Linked DNA regions of Homo sapiens: region 1 is linked to region 2. Evidence: read pairs that join two places in POLR2A ChIA-PET (ENCODE). Cell type or tissue: MCF 10A. All regions are shown on one strand. Links, peaks and the distances in the headings refer to the core of each region. The heading gives the core; the rest is flanking DNA. Region 1 holds the start of ARHGEF37 (Rho guanine nucleotide exchange factor 37). Region 2 has its middle 56 kb from the start of MIR145.

Region 1 (8,335 bases), core at 260-8,259, 96 kb before region 2:
GGATCACCTGAGGTCAGGAGTTCGAGACCAGCCTGGCCAACATGGTGAAAACCCATCTCTACTGAAAATTAAAAGAAAAATTAGCCAGGCATGGTGGTGCATGCCTGTAGTCCCAGCTCGGGAGGCTGAGGCAGGAGAATCACTTGAAACTGGGAGGCAGAAGTTGCAGTGAGCTGAGATTGTGCCACTGCACAACCTGAGCAACAGAGCAAGACTCCATCTCAAAAACAAAAACAAAAAACAGAAAAACATAAAATTTGTCACTTTACTTCTCTGCTTGAAACCCAGACAAGTCTATCACTGATTTCCATCACACTTCAAAAGAACCACTCCTTTCCCATGATAATTATTTTGTTTATTCTATTTGTTGTATGACTCAGAGTTTCATTCAAAATAATGGAAACTCCATGAGGGCAGGGATCATGTGTCTATTATTCATCAGTGCATTACCTAGTGTTTACTCTAGATCTAGCATTTAGTTGGTGCTCAATTAATTGAATTAATGAATGAAAGACATGGGCAAACACTGGCAGAATAAATATCAAATTGTCAATGACATTGTTGCAACTGGAGTTAGACTGATATGGTCATACACAACTCTTGGTTCTTCTTGGAAGCCACCAAAAAGTTTGAGTTCAGGTATGGAATAGCAACTCCCTTTGAATTTTATGTAAAATGAAAAATACAGGCCAGGCACAGTGGCTCACACTTGTAATCCGAGCACTTTGGAAGGCCAAGGCAGGCGGATCACTTGAGGTCAGGAGTTCGAGACCAGCCTGGCCAACATGATGAAATCCTGTCTCTACTAAAAATACAAAAAATTAGCTGGGCGTGGTGGCAGACACCTGTAATCCCAGCTACTTGGGAGGCTGAGGCAGGAGACTCGCTAGAACCCAGGAGGCGGAGGTTGCAGTGAGCCAAGATCACGCCACTGCACTCCAGCCTGGGCAACAGAGCAAGAATCCGTCTCTAAATAAATAAATAAATAATACAGTATGCACTATGTAGTGTTTTTTGCCTGGGGCTTTCTTTCAGAAAAATTATTTTGAGATCCATTCGTATGGAAGCATGTATCAATACATCGTTACTTTCCATTGCTTAGCAGAATTCTGTTATATGGATATACCACAATTTGTCTCTTCACACACTGAATAAACAACTGTTTGTTTCCCGTTTCACTATTACAATAAAGCTGGACCTAGGAGTGAAGTTTCCGGATAACATGATAAGTGTATATTTAACTTTATAAGTTAAGTGTGTATTTAACTAAGATCTTTTTGAAAGTAGTTGTACCATTTTACATTGCAACCAATGGTATATAAGAGATCCAGTTCCTCTACCTTCTGGTCAACATCTGGTAGAGCCAATCTTTTCATTTTAGCCATCCTAATAGTTATGAAGTGATATTTCACTGTGGTTTTAATGTGCATTTCCCTAATGAGTAATGATCTTGAGTATCTTTTCAAGTGGTTATTTGCCACCCATATATATTCTTTGGACAACATTTAGAAAAATTGTTTAAATAATGAAAGAGGCTCTTGCTCATTATATAACTAAATAAACAATATAGAAACATATAAAGAAGGCCGGGCATGGTGGCTCATGCCTGTAATCCTAGCACTTTGGGAGGCCAAGGCAGGCAGATCATCTGAGCTCAGGAGTTCAAGACCAGCCTGGCCAACATGGTGAAACCCTGTCTCTACTAAAAATACAAAAATTAGCCAGAAGTGGTGGCACATGCCTGTAATCCCAGCTACAATCCCAGCTACTCAGGAGGCTGAGGCAGGAGAATCACTTGAACCCAGGAGGTGGAGGTTATTGTAAGCAGAGATCATGCCATTGCACTCCAGCCTGGGCGACAGAGCGAGACTCCATCTCAAGAGAAAAAAAAAAGAAAAAGAAAAGAAACATATAAAGAACAGTTTATAGTCAAAATTAGAAAAAACATCCCAATATTTTAGAAACTACTGTGAAACAAAATAGAGCCACAGAGCCAAAAAGGGAAGGAATTTTCCAAGTCACTGTGCTTACAGAAAAGGACTTCTCTGTGTTGATAAATAAATGATTGGAAGTGAGGCGGAAAGACAGCAACAGACATCCCCTCTCCCATACGCAGACAGACATACACATTCTCTCTCTCTTTCCTGGAGGAAAAACTCCCCTTTATAAATACATGGAAAGGACAGGTGGTATGTGTCTTAACCCAAATCAAACAGCAGCTGTTTGTCCTTAGCCATATTTCCCCAGTTCTATTTGGAAGGCCTAAAAAGGTCTTCCAAAAGAGGAAGGAGACAACACAGTTTTTTTTTAAAGCAGTTATTTTTATAGATAAGTGAGTCTGCCCAGGCTCTGTCATCACAAGTTTGGATCCATAGATTTAAAGTTCTTGAGCCTTCCAGTATTAGGGAATTAAGAAAATAATAACAATTATTAGAATTATAAAATTCTCTGGGCACAGTGGCTCATGCCTGTAATCCCAGCACTTTGGGAGGCTGAGGTGGGAGGATCACTGGCATCCAGGAGTTCATGACCAGCGTGGGCAATATAGCAAGACCCCGTGTCTACAAAAAGTAAAAAATTAGCCAGGTGTGGTGGCATATGCCTGTAGTCCCAGCTACTCAGAAGGCTGAGGCAGGAGGATTGCTTGAACCTGGGCGGTTGAGGCTGCAGTGAGTTGTGACTGCATCACTGCACTCAGCCTGGGTGACAGAGGAGACCCTGTCTCTAAATAAACAAACAAATAAACAAATTCTTCAGCCTATTAATAAACAAGCAATAGGCTTTGGACAGTCAAGCTCTACAAATGCCATTTTGCTTCTGTTACAGCACATGAAAACACATTCCCTACCTCATTAGTTAAATAAAAAGCCATTTATTTGATCTAGGGCAGAATCAGCCAAGGCACTGTTTACCACAGTAATCTGCTGATCCAAGAGGGATGTGAGCCAACTGCCAGCAACTCCTATTCCCTGGCAGAAATTCAGCTGAGGCTCTATTGCTGAATAAGGGTGGGTGCTGCTCAGGTCCCAGTTTATGTCCTCTTTCCTCTCATTTAAAAACAAACTCTATAGGCCAGGCACAGTGGCTCACGCCTGTAATCCCAGCACTTTGGGAGGCCGAGGTAGGCAATTGCCTGAGCTCAGGAGTTTGCAATCAGCCTGGGCAACACGGTGAAACCCCATCTCTACTAAAATACAAAAAATTAACCGGGCATAGTGGCGTGTGCCTGTAGTCCCAGCTACTTGGGAGGCTGAGGCAGGAGAATTGCTTGAACCCGGGAGGCGGAGGTTGCAGTGAACCAAGATTGTGCCATTGCACTCCAGCCTGGGAGACAGCGAGACTTCGTCTAAAACAAACAAACAAAGAAAAAACAACAACAAAAAAACGGGGTGTTGACCCCATTTGAAAGAGGCAAGTGAAGCCCAGTAAACACTCCTTGTTACAGTATCTGGTAGTTTCTACTTTCAGCTTTTGACTTGGAGTCAAATATTGAGGGTAGTACCTTGCTGCACCCTTATTTAGGATACCATCACGAAGGTATGTGGTGTGGTCTGTAAGTCATAATAGGGCTGACTTTATTTTTTCATGTTTATAATTTTTTAAATTGTATTTTATTTCAGATACAGCCCAATTTCTTCCAGGTCATCACCCTTTCCTAATTCCCACAGCTTTGATGATTTTGTGTGTCATCACTTTTTTTTTTAATTAATTAAATTAAATTTTAAACTGTGTACATAATAGATGTACATAGTTTCAGGGTACCTGTGATACTTTAATATATTTATAAAGATCAAATCAGTGTACTTGGGATATCCATCACTTTAAATATTTGTCTTTATGCTAGAACCATTCAAATTATTCTCTTCTAGCTATTTTGAAATATACAATAGATTATTGTAAACTATAGTCACCCTATAATCGTCAGCACTTTTATTGAGCATATATTATGTCAAGCACTAGCCTTTATGTTCATTCTTAAGTCTGACAATAACCTGGAGGATGAAGCAGACACTCTCATCCCCCGTCTACACATAAAACTAGGCCTTGAAAAGGTTAAACTATGCTTCCTGGATCACACAGCTGGCTGTCTGGACGCACAGCAGGTACTCCTCCACCAGCTGCCTCCCTTCAAAGGAGCAAAGAAAGTGCTCTGAAACCACCCTGCCTGAGTAGCAGCCTGCAGGCATTCCTTACAGCAGGAATTCATGTCAAATCTCAAACTGTGCACAAGGCTTTGTGTGAACCCTTCTGCTGGGAGTGGACACAGATCTCTAAGGGGTCAGGGACCCCCAGAAGGTTAAGAACCAGTGCCTGGGCAGGCTGTCTGCTTCCCCACTGTAAGTTTCTGGCGTTCAGAAGCCGGACGTTCTGACTTCTAGTCCCAGCTTTGGCACGACTTTTCTGAGGGACCTTAGCCAAGTCACCTCACCTATGGATCACGGATTTCTGTTCTCTTTTTTCCTGGCCTTGACTGTCTATTCATAATTATATTTTGCTTGGCAAGGATTCTTTACCATTGTTTGTATTTTTCCGTTGTTATAATGTATGCATTCTTTCTAAAAGCTGTCTGAAATCCTGCACGGAAGAAGGCAGAGAGAAACAGGAACAAAGAATAATAATGTTTTTCCAGGCCGGCTAACCTCCCTGGGCCTCAGTTTCCCACCTGTAAAACGACTAGGGTAGGCCATATGGACCAGGTGGCTTACATTCTCATAAGGCTCAAGACACAAAGCTAGCTACCAAGCAAGTTGGGACCCGGGAGGTCGTCGCATCCTGCCTTTCTGTCCCACCTCCCTTTTCTGATCCTCCCAGCAGCTGTTTCCTGCACCCCTCTCCAGCCCCATCCTGCTTGACCAGGCCCCAAACGCCCAGCGGACTCACCCGCGCGCGCAAGGTGCCTGCCGGCGCTCACGCACGGAGGTCGGCCGCCCGGGCAACAGCGCAGCCGGGGCAGGAGGGGCGCGTCGCCCAGCTCCCGGCACCCGCGCCGCTCCGGGTGGCTGTGCCCACCGAGGGCGCTGGCGGGCGCGGCTATGCCCACGCAGCTGCCTGCGTGCGTGCGCCGCGAGGGGGTGGCTGGTCTCCAGCCTTTGTTAATTGTCTTTCTGGAGCCAGGTTGTTTTCTGTTCGCTGCTCCCGGAGTCAGCCCCGGCCGGCTCGGAACCGTGCCCTGGCTGGCAGCCAACCCGAAGGATTGCAGGCGGAGTTTAGCGACGTGCCGGCACCCACCCTCCCGCGGCCTCTCATTAAGCCACCTTCTCCGCGGGCTCGTCATCCAGAAAACAGGAGCCGGCATTTAGGCCACCCGGTGGGAATGCTGACCCCGGTATTACTGGATACCTTTGCTCCTGCCCGAATCACCAAACTGTAGGGCTGGGCCTCAATTTAATTCTTAGTGTTGGCTGCCGAGGAGCCCTTGGTTCTTGCCCCAGCTCTCCTGGGAGCCCTGCACAACCTTAGCCAAGTCGGCCAGTCGCTTCCATGACATGACGGTGTTGGTCCATTCTTTCACTCTACTGGGAGCAAGACACTGTTCTGGGCACAGAGAACACAACAGTTAACACGATAGACAAGGTCCTGGCCTTATTGGGCTCCTGTGCAAGACACTAAACCCACCATTGAAAGTGATAGTTGCTATGAAACGCATGTAAAGTTTCATATCGGGGCAACCAAACCTTGTTTGTAGCGTCAGGAATGGACTAGATTAGCTTTTCTCATTCTGCCACTTCTTTTATTCTTATTTTCATTTTTAGGGCTTAATTTAGGGCTTATTATTTATTATTACTGCTGGTAGTAGTCATATTGCTTACTAAGGGCCAGGCGCTATACTAAATGTTTTACTTGTACTGTCTCAATTATCTCATTCACAATTTCTCTAAGAGATAGGTATCATTATTATTATCCTCATTTTCAAGAGAGAGAAACTTAAGCTACAGAGGTGAAAATAACTTGCCCATGACACACAACTACTAAGTGACAGTGCCAGTATTCGAATTCAGACTATCTGAGGGTTCAGGCTGCTTAACCACCACTCTACACTCAGAAAAACATGAAAACCAGAAAAGTGTCTCCTCTTGAATGTGACAGATGAGGGCAACTGAAGGGGAGAGGGGTGGTATAGCTTGCAGAAGAGAAAAACCAAGGGTGCCGGGCGCGGTGGCTCACGGCTGTAATCCCAGGACTTTGGGAAGCTGAGGGGGGGGCAGATCACGAGGTCAAGAGATCGAGACCATCCTGGCCAACATAGTGAAATCCCATCTCTACCAAAAATAGAAAAATTAGCTGGGCGTGGTGGTGCACACCTGTAATCCCAGCTGCTTGGGAGGCTGAGGCAGGAGAATCACTTGAATCCTGGAGGCGGAGGTTGCAGTGAGCTGAGATCACGCCACTGAACTCCAGCCTGGTGACAGAGCGAGACTCCGTCTCGAAAAAGAAAAGAAAGAAAAAAGAAAAGCAAGGGAAGCTGAGGACTTTTCAAAAAAGTAGCCCTATGGATTAGACCTAACCTGTATGATCTTAGAGGCCACCAGGATGCAGAAAGCTGTAAGGAGATGCATTGCAATTTAAAATGTAAGGAAGAACTTTTCTAACAATTTGAGTATTTCAAAAATAACATCAGTTGGCGGGGCACGGTGGTTCACGCCTGTAATCCCTTTGGCACTTTGGGAGGCCAAGGAGGGTAGATCACTTGAGGTCAGGAGTTCGAGGCCAGCCTGGCCAACATGTTGAAACCCCGTCTCTACTAAAAATACAAAAATTAGCTGGGCATGGTGGTGGGCACCTGTAATCCCAGCTACTCAGGAGACTGAGACAGAAGAATTGCTTGAGCACTGGAGGCAGAGGTTGCAGTGAGCCAAGATTACACCACTGCACTCCAGCCTGGGCGACAGAGTGAGACTCTGTCCCAAAAATAATAATAATAATAATAATAACATCAGTTGCCTGGAGAGCATATCCTGTCACTAAAAGTAAACATTCAAGCAGAGAAGCTTATTAGGGATGCTTCAAAGAAAAGTCTGGTACAAGTTAAAAACTGATTGAGGTGATCTCTAAGGTTCTCTTCAATTTTGATATTTTGTCTATTCTAACCTACTGATAAAGAAACTAAGTGAGTCTTAGAGTGGCTAAGTGGCTTGTCCAAAGTCAGCCGGGAAGTGAAGAGCTGACCCCAAAGCTGAGACTGATTCCTAGATCAGACTTCCTGATTGTTTCCAGGTGAGGGTCTTGTGAGTGCTCAACGCCTCAGTTCACACTCCTGTAAAGTGTGTATGTGCCTGACCAGTTTTTCCTGAATGTGTGAAATCATCTGCTTTACATGTTTTACTTTGCGCTTTTTTTCAGAAGTACGTGATGGAATACTTTGCACTTGTAATGTGTGCCCATCTTCCTTGCTTGAGTATTCTGTGGTTTTAGACGTAAGTGTCAACACTCCCCGGGGCAGCTGCTGTATTATAGGATCCCAAGTATTTACTTGGCAATTTAAGGAGACCAAAATAAGCTGGATAATATTTTTCATTTGAAACTGATGTTTCTCTGATTCTATTTTAGGACTCAGTTATTTTGAGTGGCATTTCTAATGCACTGCCACTAATTCCACCATCTTTCACCCTAGTCACACAGATTTTGAAGAGCGGCAATCTACTTGTTGACTTTAGAAGGGGCATTATTTTCTCAGTCTTCTGGAGAGATGTTTGCTTTTGACTGGAAACCTCTAACAAAGGAATCCATTTGATTTCTAGAACATTTACAAAGAAATGGACATCACCTTGCCCTCGGTGACACTAATCCAAAGAAAAAAGGGTTCGCTTTCACTTCTACCTTTGACAGAGTGATCCATTTTTAAATTTTATGTATTTTGAAAAGAAAATACATGTGCCAGTTCAAAATTCAAAAGTATACTGTCAGGGTTAGCTTATTGATCTTTAGATTCCTCTTATTGCCTGCCATAATGCCTTGTGCATAGTAGGTGCTGAATAAGTGTTTGTTGAATGGGTGGATAAGTGAGTGTGAAGACATTGTAGGAGGCAAAGAGGTGGATTAGGGTGGGGCAGCAGACATTTGAGAGTCAAGAGACAACAGCCCCTTTCCTTGGTATTTCTTCTTTTGCCTGAGGTGTATGGGCCTTAAAGGGAGCCCTGACAGAACTCCTAGACCAGTTGCAAATTTGACCATGACTTTATTAAGGGATTTTTACTAAAGTAAGCAGCACTGGAGTCTTTTGGGTTGCACATTACCTAAAGACTAGTTACTAGCCAGAGTCCATGGTTGCAAGCGACAAAAGCTGATTCTGGTTAACCAAAGCAGAAAAGGAATTTCTTGGAAGAGTATTTGGGAG
Region 2 (8,335 bases), core at 7-8,006:
AATATAATGCATTTATTAGCCAACCCTTACCTAGTTATCATCAATACTTCATCAGTGTGTTGATGATAGCAAAAAAAAAAAAAAAAAAAAAAAAAGGCCAGTCTTGTTGCTTCATGGTCTTATTAAAAATTGACTTTTTTCTAAAAATCACCTTAAAACTTGACTAAAATTGTATTTGGATTTAAGATACATTATATCTACAAGAGTGGAATGCATTAATTAGATTTGCAGTCTGCTACATAAAACCAAACTTGACCAAGTTATTTTTGCTTGAAGTTGTGAATATTTTTACACTTTTAGAGCATTTCCGTGTACCTAAGTTTATATAGATTGTTCTAATATACCAGTGTATTCATTGACAGGGTGTTCTTTCTCATAGTTCTGTAGTACTTTTATAGCCTGTCATTTATGGAACAGAATGTCTTAGGTAAAAAAAATGTAGCCTTTTCTCATCATCACCATATTAAGTCTTCAATGCTGCTAATTCAGAGAAGCAAAATAGTTTGAATAACTGTTGGAAACAATTCCCGTGGATTTCAGGCAGCCTGCCATTGGCTCTGTATGCCAATGGACAGCGGCACACATCTTGGTGATAAAATGCTGCATTAGATATTTAGGATCAGAAGAAAGGGTGGAGGTGGATATTTTTAGAAACTGCTTTTAACGGTTGCTAAGTAAATATTTTTTATTGCAAAACTGGTTTGCACCGTGCTAACGTATGTAACTCCGTTAACAGCATAATGTTTTAATCTCCGTTTAGACAGTAAAACCAATTTTTTTTTGTTTTTTGTGCCAAAAGAAGTGAAACTAAATATTTGAGATAGTTTTTAAAATCATTGACCATCCTGTACCCTGCAAAATTGTGAAGCATACATTACTGAGTTTTCTATAATGGCATGCATGATTTTTTTTAGCCTATGACAAAGTGCAATTCCTATACAAACAGTAATAGGAATTGAGTTTTTAAATGCCAGGCACTGTGCTAGTCCCTGGGAATTCAGGGGTGACAATTCAAATGGACCTATATGCAACATAGGGTGTTACAGATACAGTACTCATGGGGCAGATGGAGACCAGAGAAAATAATCTATGAATTGCATCTGAAAGGATGAGTAGGGCGGGCGCGGTGCCTCACGCCTGTAGTAATCCCAGCACTTTGGGAGGCCGAGGCGGACGGATCACCTGAGGTCGGGAGTTTGAAACCAGCCTGACCAAACATGGAGAAACCCTGTCTCTACTAAAATTACAAAATTAGCTGGGCGTGGTGGCGCATGACTAATTCCAGCTACTCAAGAGGCTGAGGCAAGAGAATCTCTTGAACTCAGGAGGTGGAGGTTGCGGTGAGCCAAGATGGCACCATTGCACTCCAGCCTGGGCAACAAGAGGGAAACTCCGTCTCAAAAAAAAAAAAAAGGTTGAGTAAGGTTTCGGCAGACGGTGAAGACTCCTCGTCTTGGAGGAATGGTAGCAAAACACACCCACATGAATGATTTCAGCCAACAGAGAGCACCCATTCCTTAGCACAGAGCCAAATGAGTGGCATAGAAAGTGTCGAAGGTTCACGTGGGTTCGATAATGAGAATGCCCTCAGTCACAAACATTTTAACCAAAAGTTGAAATAATGAAGTATATAGGGTAAGAAATGTTCAATCCAGCCGTGACCCTATCCAATGACAGTTTTATTGGTCTGCAAATCCTTGCAATGCCACCAAGGAGGAGATTGAACAAAAGTGAGATCATAAATGATACTAAATGTTAGGGACAGAAGATGATAAGTAAAAACATTCAAGCAGCAAGCATAAACCCAACTTTTGGGAAATGTGGGGGGAAATAAGATGGTTTTTAGGGCAGGTAGCAGCCCTGAGAGTATAATTTTTTTTTTTTTTTTTTGAGACAAAGGCTGGATCTTGGCTCACTGCAATCTCCACCTCCGGGTTCAAGCGATTCTCGTGCCTCAGCCTCCCGAGTAGCCGGGATTCCAGGCACGCACCACCACAGCCGGCTAATTTTTTTGTATTTTTAGGGAAGACAGGGTTTTGCCGTGTTGCCCAGGCTGGTCTCAAACTCCTGTGCTCAGCCAATCCGCCCACCTTGGCCTCCCAAAGTGCTGGGATTACAGGTGTGAGCCACTGCACCCGGCCTCAATTTTCTGATCAGTGGTAGGGAGTCAGAAAACAAGTTCTTCATGCCATCACACCAAGTCTAACCCTCTAAAAAGTCTTGTTCCTCATGCTAACAGTTGCTTCAATAACAACCTCATAAATTGGTGGTAAAGACTCACTGGTTTCCATTACATATTGAAAGTTTGGATTCTAAGGCTGATAATCTGCTCATATGGGATAAATCTATCTTGCTTTTTTTTTTTTTTTTTTGAAACAGGGTCTCACTCTGTTGCCCAGTTTAGAGTGCAGTGGCATGATCATGGCTCACAGCAGCCTCAACCTCCTGGGCTCAAGCATTCCTCTGCCTCAGCCTTCCAAGTAGCTGTAGCTGGGACTACAAGTGCGCACCACCATACCCAGCTATTTATTTTTTTAGAGACGGGATCTCTCTGTTGCCTGGGCTGATCTCAAACTCCTGGGCTCAAGCCATCCTCCTGTCTCAGCCTCCCACAGTGTTGGGATTACAGGTGTGAGCCACTGCACCCAGCCTTAATGTCTTTTTAAATGCCCCTATCTGCAGTTTCTGTCCTTAAAGGAAAATGTCATATATTTATAACTGGACATCAGGAAGGAAAGCACTGTACATTAATTTTACTCTGAATGATTGCCTGTGCCTTTTTATAAAGTCACATTCAAATGTGCATTGTCACCCAGGAGAATATCAAGCCTAATAGGAGGACTTTGCTGCTTGCAAAATCTGGAGATACCTTACTCTGTGCTTTTTTGTCCCTGGATACTATGTTTGGAGTGGTGACAAGCTTAGAGAAATGAGAAGAAAATGGTGATGCATGGAAAGTAAACAGTGAAATGGTTGACTCTTGAAGCTCTGGTCTTCCTTTGGAAAAATTCCCCATTCAAGGTCACAGAGCTTTTTAGTGGCAGGGCTAGGAAAGAACCCAACTGGTACACTTTTGGCCACTGAACTGCTACTCTAGGCATGGGGCAGTGATTTTAAGTATGATTCCAGAACCAGCAGCACCAGCGTTGTCTGCGTATTTGTTAGAAATGCACATTCTTATGCCCTGCCACAGACCCACTGAATGGAACTCGGGCTGGAGTCTAGTAATCTGTGTTTTAAGAAGAAACCCTCCATCCTGGCCATCCCCAGGTGATTCTGGTGTGCAATAAAGTTTGAAGAGCCACTGGCAAACGAGAATGAGACTGAATGGGTGGCAGAATGAACTGGGAAGGGATCTGGTGCAAGACCTATTATTTGTTTCAGTATCCTCATCTATAAAGGGGGAGTAATCACCAGGCTGTCAATCTGCTGCTAGTCGTGAGTATGGAATGAAGTCAAATACCACAGGACTTGCCCCAGACAGTGGAGAGCTGAAGGCATGTCTTAGCTTATAAAAACTGCTCATTTCTTCCCAACTGTACATTTGGTGACATGGTAGCTTGAAATTAGCTGTGGTGAGAAACTGGAAAACCCTACAATCAGGGCCTGCCTCTCAACCCCAGCTGGATTAAGAGAAAATGTAAAATTAGGAGAGAAATCTGTTTTATGTATCTTAGCAGGACTTCAAAATCACATATCATGAATCTAGGAAGCCACACATTTCCCAGGTGTGGGGTAAGAAGAGAAGTGCCTAAAGCCAGACATGCAAGTTTGAGAGTTCTTATTCCAGGAGTGATAGGTGAAGTTGCAGAGCTATGTGAATTCTTCCAGCCTGAGGGTATTGATGTGGAAGTGAGGGCTGAACACAGAACTCTGAGGGATATGAAGCTAAAGAATGATTAAATACTGGAGAAGAATGGGAGTAGTCACAAAGGAGGACATCCAGAAAGTTAGTCATGTCTTATGAAGAAGTCAAGGAGAAAGCTGTATTGTTTATTAGTCATGGTACTTAATGACAAACTCTTGAATAATGGCTTTATGCAAAATGTCTTTCTCCCTAATGTGAGCCAAGTAACCTGCCTTCAATCTTCTGACAACACCATCTGGAACTTGAGGCCTTCCAGACTGACGCAGCAGAGAGGCACACCAGCAATGAACTGGCTGAGCTGGGAAGTGACACACACACATACCACTGTTACGTAGTTTATTGGCCAGAACTACTCAGCCCCCATCTATTTGCAAAGGAAGTTTAAAGATGTGGGGAAGAGGATAGGTATGTAGTTCCTTCTAATGTTCTTGCTCACAAATTGTATGTACTATTTTAGAGAAAGTTGAGTGTGTACAGAAGCAGTCTCTGGCTGTTTGTACCCTCAGGTATCTAGGCTAGATCTTCCAGGAAGGCAGAACCTCAGGCTGTAAACTCAGATGACTCTCCACTGGCTCCTTGCCTGGTTTTCAGGGCTTGTCACATAGGAAAACAAGCCATGCAGTCCCCTGTTGCTAGGAAATGCATAAACATAGCAAGAAATAACCTGCCCATCTGCTGAGGGTTTAGCATTGCAACTTTCCCATAAATGACCAACAGCTGTTTGACTTTTGGGGGGCAATATCTCTGTGTTGGTGGCATAGGAATAAGGAAGAGAAGAGAGGACCAGGCATGATGACTCACACCTGTAACCCCAGCCCTTTGGGAGGCTGAGGTGGGTGGATTGCTTGAGCTTAGGAGTTCAAAACTAGGCTGGGCAACATGACAAAACCCCATCTCTACAAAAAATACAGAAATTAGCCTGGCATGGTGGTGTGTGCCTGTAGTCCCAGCTACTCAGGAGGCTGAGATGGTAGGATCACTTGAGCCCGGGAGGTTGAGGCTGCAATGACCCATGATTGTGCCACTGCACCCCAGCCTGGGCAAAAGAGTGAGACCCCCATCTCGAAAAATAAGGAGAAGAGAGTAAGGTTTTTTTTGTTTTTTTTTTTTAAGGCAAAGGCCATATCTCCCTTTCCCCTTGTACTCATAGAGTCTAGCATAAAAAGGTGACCAGTAAAACTGCTGTTGAATATTAATGTACATCAGGATAGTATTCGCTTTCTTTCAGCAGTTTTGACCCAGATTTGTGGTCAGTTAAAACCCTACTATTGGCCAGGCATGGTGGCTCATGCCTGTAATCCCAGCACTTTGGGAGGCCAAGGCGGGTGGATTGCTTGAGGCCAGGAGTTTGAGACCAGCCTGGCCAACATGGTGAAACCTGTCTACTAAAAATACAAAAATTAGCCGGGTATGGTGGTGGGTGCCTGAAATCCCAGCTACCCAGAAGGTGGAGGGAGGCAGGAGAATCACTTGAACCTGGGAGGCAGAGGTTGCAGTGAGCCAAGATGGTGCCACTGAACTCCAGCCTGGGCAACAGAGCGGCGAGACTCCATCTCAAAAAACAAACAAACAAAAAACCCCTGCTATCTCTTATTCAAGATCTGTTGTCAGGTCACATCTATCTTGAACCTATGCAAAAAAAAAAAAATTGTTTTGTTTTACCCACATGCCAATTGTAGATTCAGAGCTTTTTATTTTATTTTATTTTTGAGATGGAGTCTTGCTCTGTCACCCAGGCTGGAATGCAGTGGTGTGATCTCAGCTCACTGCAACCTCTGCCTCCAGGGTTCAAGTGATTCTCCTTCCTCAGCCTCCCGAGTAGCTGGGATTACAGTCGCGTGCCACCATAGCCAGCTAATGTTTTTGTATTTTTAGTAGAGACAGGGTTTACTGTGTTAGCCAGGGTGGTCTCGATCTCCTGACCTCGTGATCCACCCGCCTTGGCCTCCCAAAGTGCTGGGATTACAGGCGTGAGCCACCATGCCGGGCCATAGATTCAGAGCTTTAAAGTGGCCTATTAACCAGAATAACCCCAAAAGGAATTAGCAAAAGTCCCCTTTTTCAAGAAAGCCCACTTTCTTGAAAATAGAACTGTAATCCTCATCTTAACTGTAAAAGGAATTTTATTAATACTTGGTCTAGGGCTTTTTTTTTGAGAAGGAATTTCACTCTTCTTGCCCAGGCTGGAGTGCAATGGTGTGATCTCGGCTCACCACAATCTCCGCCTCCCAGGTTCGAGTGATTCTCCTGCCTCAGCCTCCCAAGTAGCTGGGATTACAGGCATGAGCCACCACACCCAGCTAATTTTGTACTTTTAGTAGAGATGGGGCTTCACCATCTTGGTCAGGCTGGTCTCGAACTCCTGACCTCAGGTGATCTGCCTGCCTCGGCCTCCCAGAGTGCTGGGATTACAAGCATGAGCCACCGTGCCCGGCCTTTTCTCTTTTTTTTTTTTTTTTTAAGAGATGGGGTCTTACTATATTGCCCAGACTGGAGTGCAGTGGCTGTTCACAGGTGTGATCATAAAAATACACTGAAGCCTGCAACTCCTGACCTCAAGTGATCCTCTTGCCTCAGCATCCCAAGTAGCTGGGACTACAGGCACACACCACTGAACACAGTTCTTATTTTGTTTTAAAAGTATGTTTTCAAAAGCCCAGTGTTTCAGGCCTAAATCTAACAACTTCAATTATTTTTGGAGATGGGGTCTTGCTCTATCACCCATGCTGGAGTGCAGTAGCACCATCAGAGCTCCCTGCAGTCTCTAACCCCTGGCCTCAACCAATCCTGCCTCAGGTATGCAACACCATGGCTGGGTAATTTTTTCTTCTTCTTCTTCTTCTTTTTTTTTTTTTTTTTAAGATGGTCTTGCCGTGTTACCCAGGCTGGTCTTGAACTGCTGGCCTCCCAAAGCACTGGGATTCCAGGCTTGAGCCATCATGCCCAGCCCAACTTTCCTTTTTTCTCTAATTCTTGCTGACCTTCATGCAGACTTTATTATTATTATTATTATTTGAGGCAGAGTTTCACTCTTGCTGCCCAGGCTGCAGTGCAATGGTGTGATCTCGGCTCACTGCAGTCTCTGCCTCCCCGGTTCAAGCGATTCTCCTGCCTCAGCCTCCCAAGTAGCTGGGATTACAGGTGCCCGCCACCACGCCCAGCTAGTTTTTTTGTGTATTTTTAGTAGAGATGGGGGTTCGCCATGTTGGCTAGGCTGGTCTCGGACTCCTGGCCTCAGGTGATCCGCCCACCTCAGCTTCCCAAAATGCTGGGATTTCAGGCGTGAGCCACTGCTCCCTACTCATGCAGACTTTAAAACTGCAGTGTTTTCTTAGGCTTGTCTGTTGCTCAAGAACTTGCCATCTCTTCTTTTGCTTCCCAAAAGACTTTTGCTTCCCAAAAGAACATGGAAGATGACTCAAGAACTTATTTGGGTCTGTTTAACAGCTGGCTCTAGAATACAGCCCACTCTTAAGGTGGCTTGTCACTTTGGTTACACTGTGTGCTCTAGTTATTTGACATATAAACTTTCACCTCAGGCTCTTGTGCAACTTGAATTCCAAATCCATGCTTTGAAATGGCTAGCTAATTATCCCAGTTGACTCACTATGTCTACAAATGAATCTACTATCTTGCCTCTCTAAACCTGCCCTTCCTTCTATGCATGGACGAGCAGGACACCTGGGAGCCACCCTTGACTCCTCTATCAAGTCCATCTCACTGTTTCCTTGAATTTGCCCTTTACTATCGCTTACCTGAACTCTTTTTTTTGTTTGTTTGAAACAGAGTCTCATTCGCCACCCAGGCTGGAATACAGTGGCATCATCTCGGCTCACTGCAACCTCTGCCTCCCGGGTTCAAGTGATTCTCCTGCCTCAGCCTCCCGAGTAGCTGGGATTACAGGTGCCCACCACCATGCCCGGCTAATTTTTGTATTTTTAGTAGAGATGGGGTTTTGCCATGTTGCCCAGGCTGGTCTTGAACTCCTGACCTCAGGTGATCTGGTCATTTTGGCCTCCCAAAGTGCTGGGATTACAGGCGTGAGCCACTGCGCCTGGCTGCCTGAACACTTGAAGTAGCTCTTATCTAAGCTTCATTCTCCATATGATTCTTGAATGTGCCCCTTCCCACCCCCACTGCTTTCAGGATAATGACCAAATTCCGTGATCTGTTCCCTGTTTACCAAGCTATCCAAATTTATCTCTTGGCTTCTATTCCCAGCCCCAATTTCCATCCCACACAGTACGCTCCAGATACACTCGCAATTCCCAGGATTCATTGTGCCATCTTGCCTTCATATGTTTCTCTGTGCTAGAAATGCCTTCCACTTTCTCCAATCTGCCTCTTTGTTCAAAAGCCAATTCAAACGTCTCTGGGAAGTTTCCCACACCACGAGAAAAGCTGGTCTGTGCCTCCTCTGCGCCTTCACTGCCGCGCTTTCCTAGCCAGATTTTGCAATTGTATTTC

The links. ChIA-PET counts read pairs that join two places held together with the same protein. Peaks named below come from ENCODE experiments on the same cell type or tissue, not always from the same donor. Only the 100,000 strongest peaks of a DNase experiment are listed, where the experiment ranks them.
Region 1: POLR2A ChIA-PET joins it to region 2 with 10 read pairs; 3 of 35 experiments call an interaction of 5 or more read pairs at or near these places.

The regions. Positions count from the first base shown.
Region 1 is chr5:149,578,171-149,586,505 of GRCh38, reverse strand. It overlaps ARHGEF37 (Rho guanine nucleotide exchange factor 37), which reads right to left and starts at 5,008. Exons shown (of 13, transcript NM_001001669.3): 1 at 4,882-5,008. RefSeq lists enhancers at 2,831-3,000, 5,218-5,347 and a silencer at 4,958-5,137. In MCF 10A, for the core only: no CTCF peak of the experiment used is centred there; DNase peaks (open chromatin) are centred at 4,295 and 5,185.
Region 2 is chr5:149,482,058-149,490,392 of GRCh38, reverse strand. No RefSeq gene overlaps it. Among named protein-coding and RNA genes, the nearest start is that of MIR145, 56 kb to the right of the region's middle. In MCF 10A, for the core only: no CTCF peak of the experiment used is centred there; DNase peaks (open chromatin) are centred at 1,262, 4,122, 4,452 and 7,422.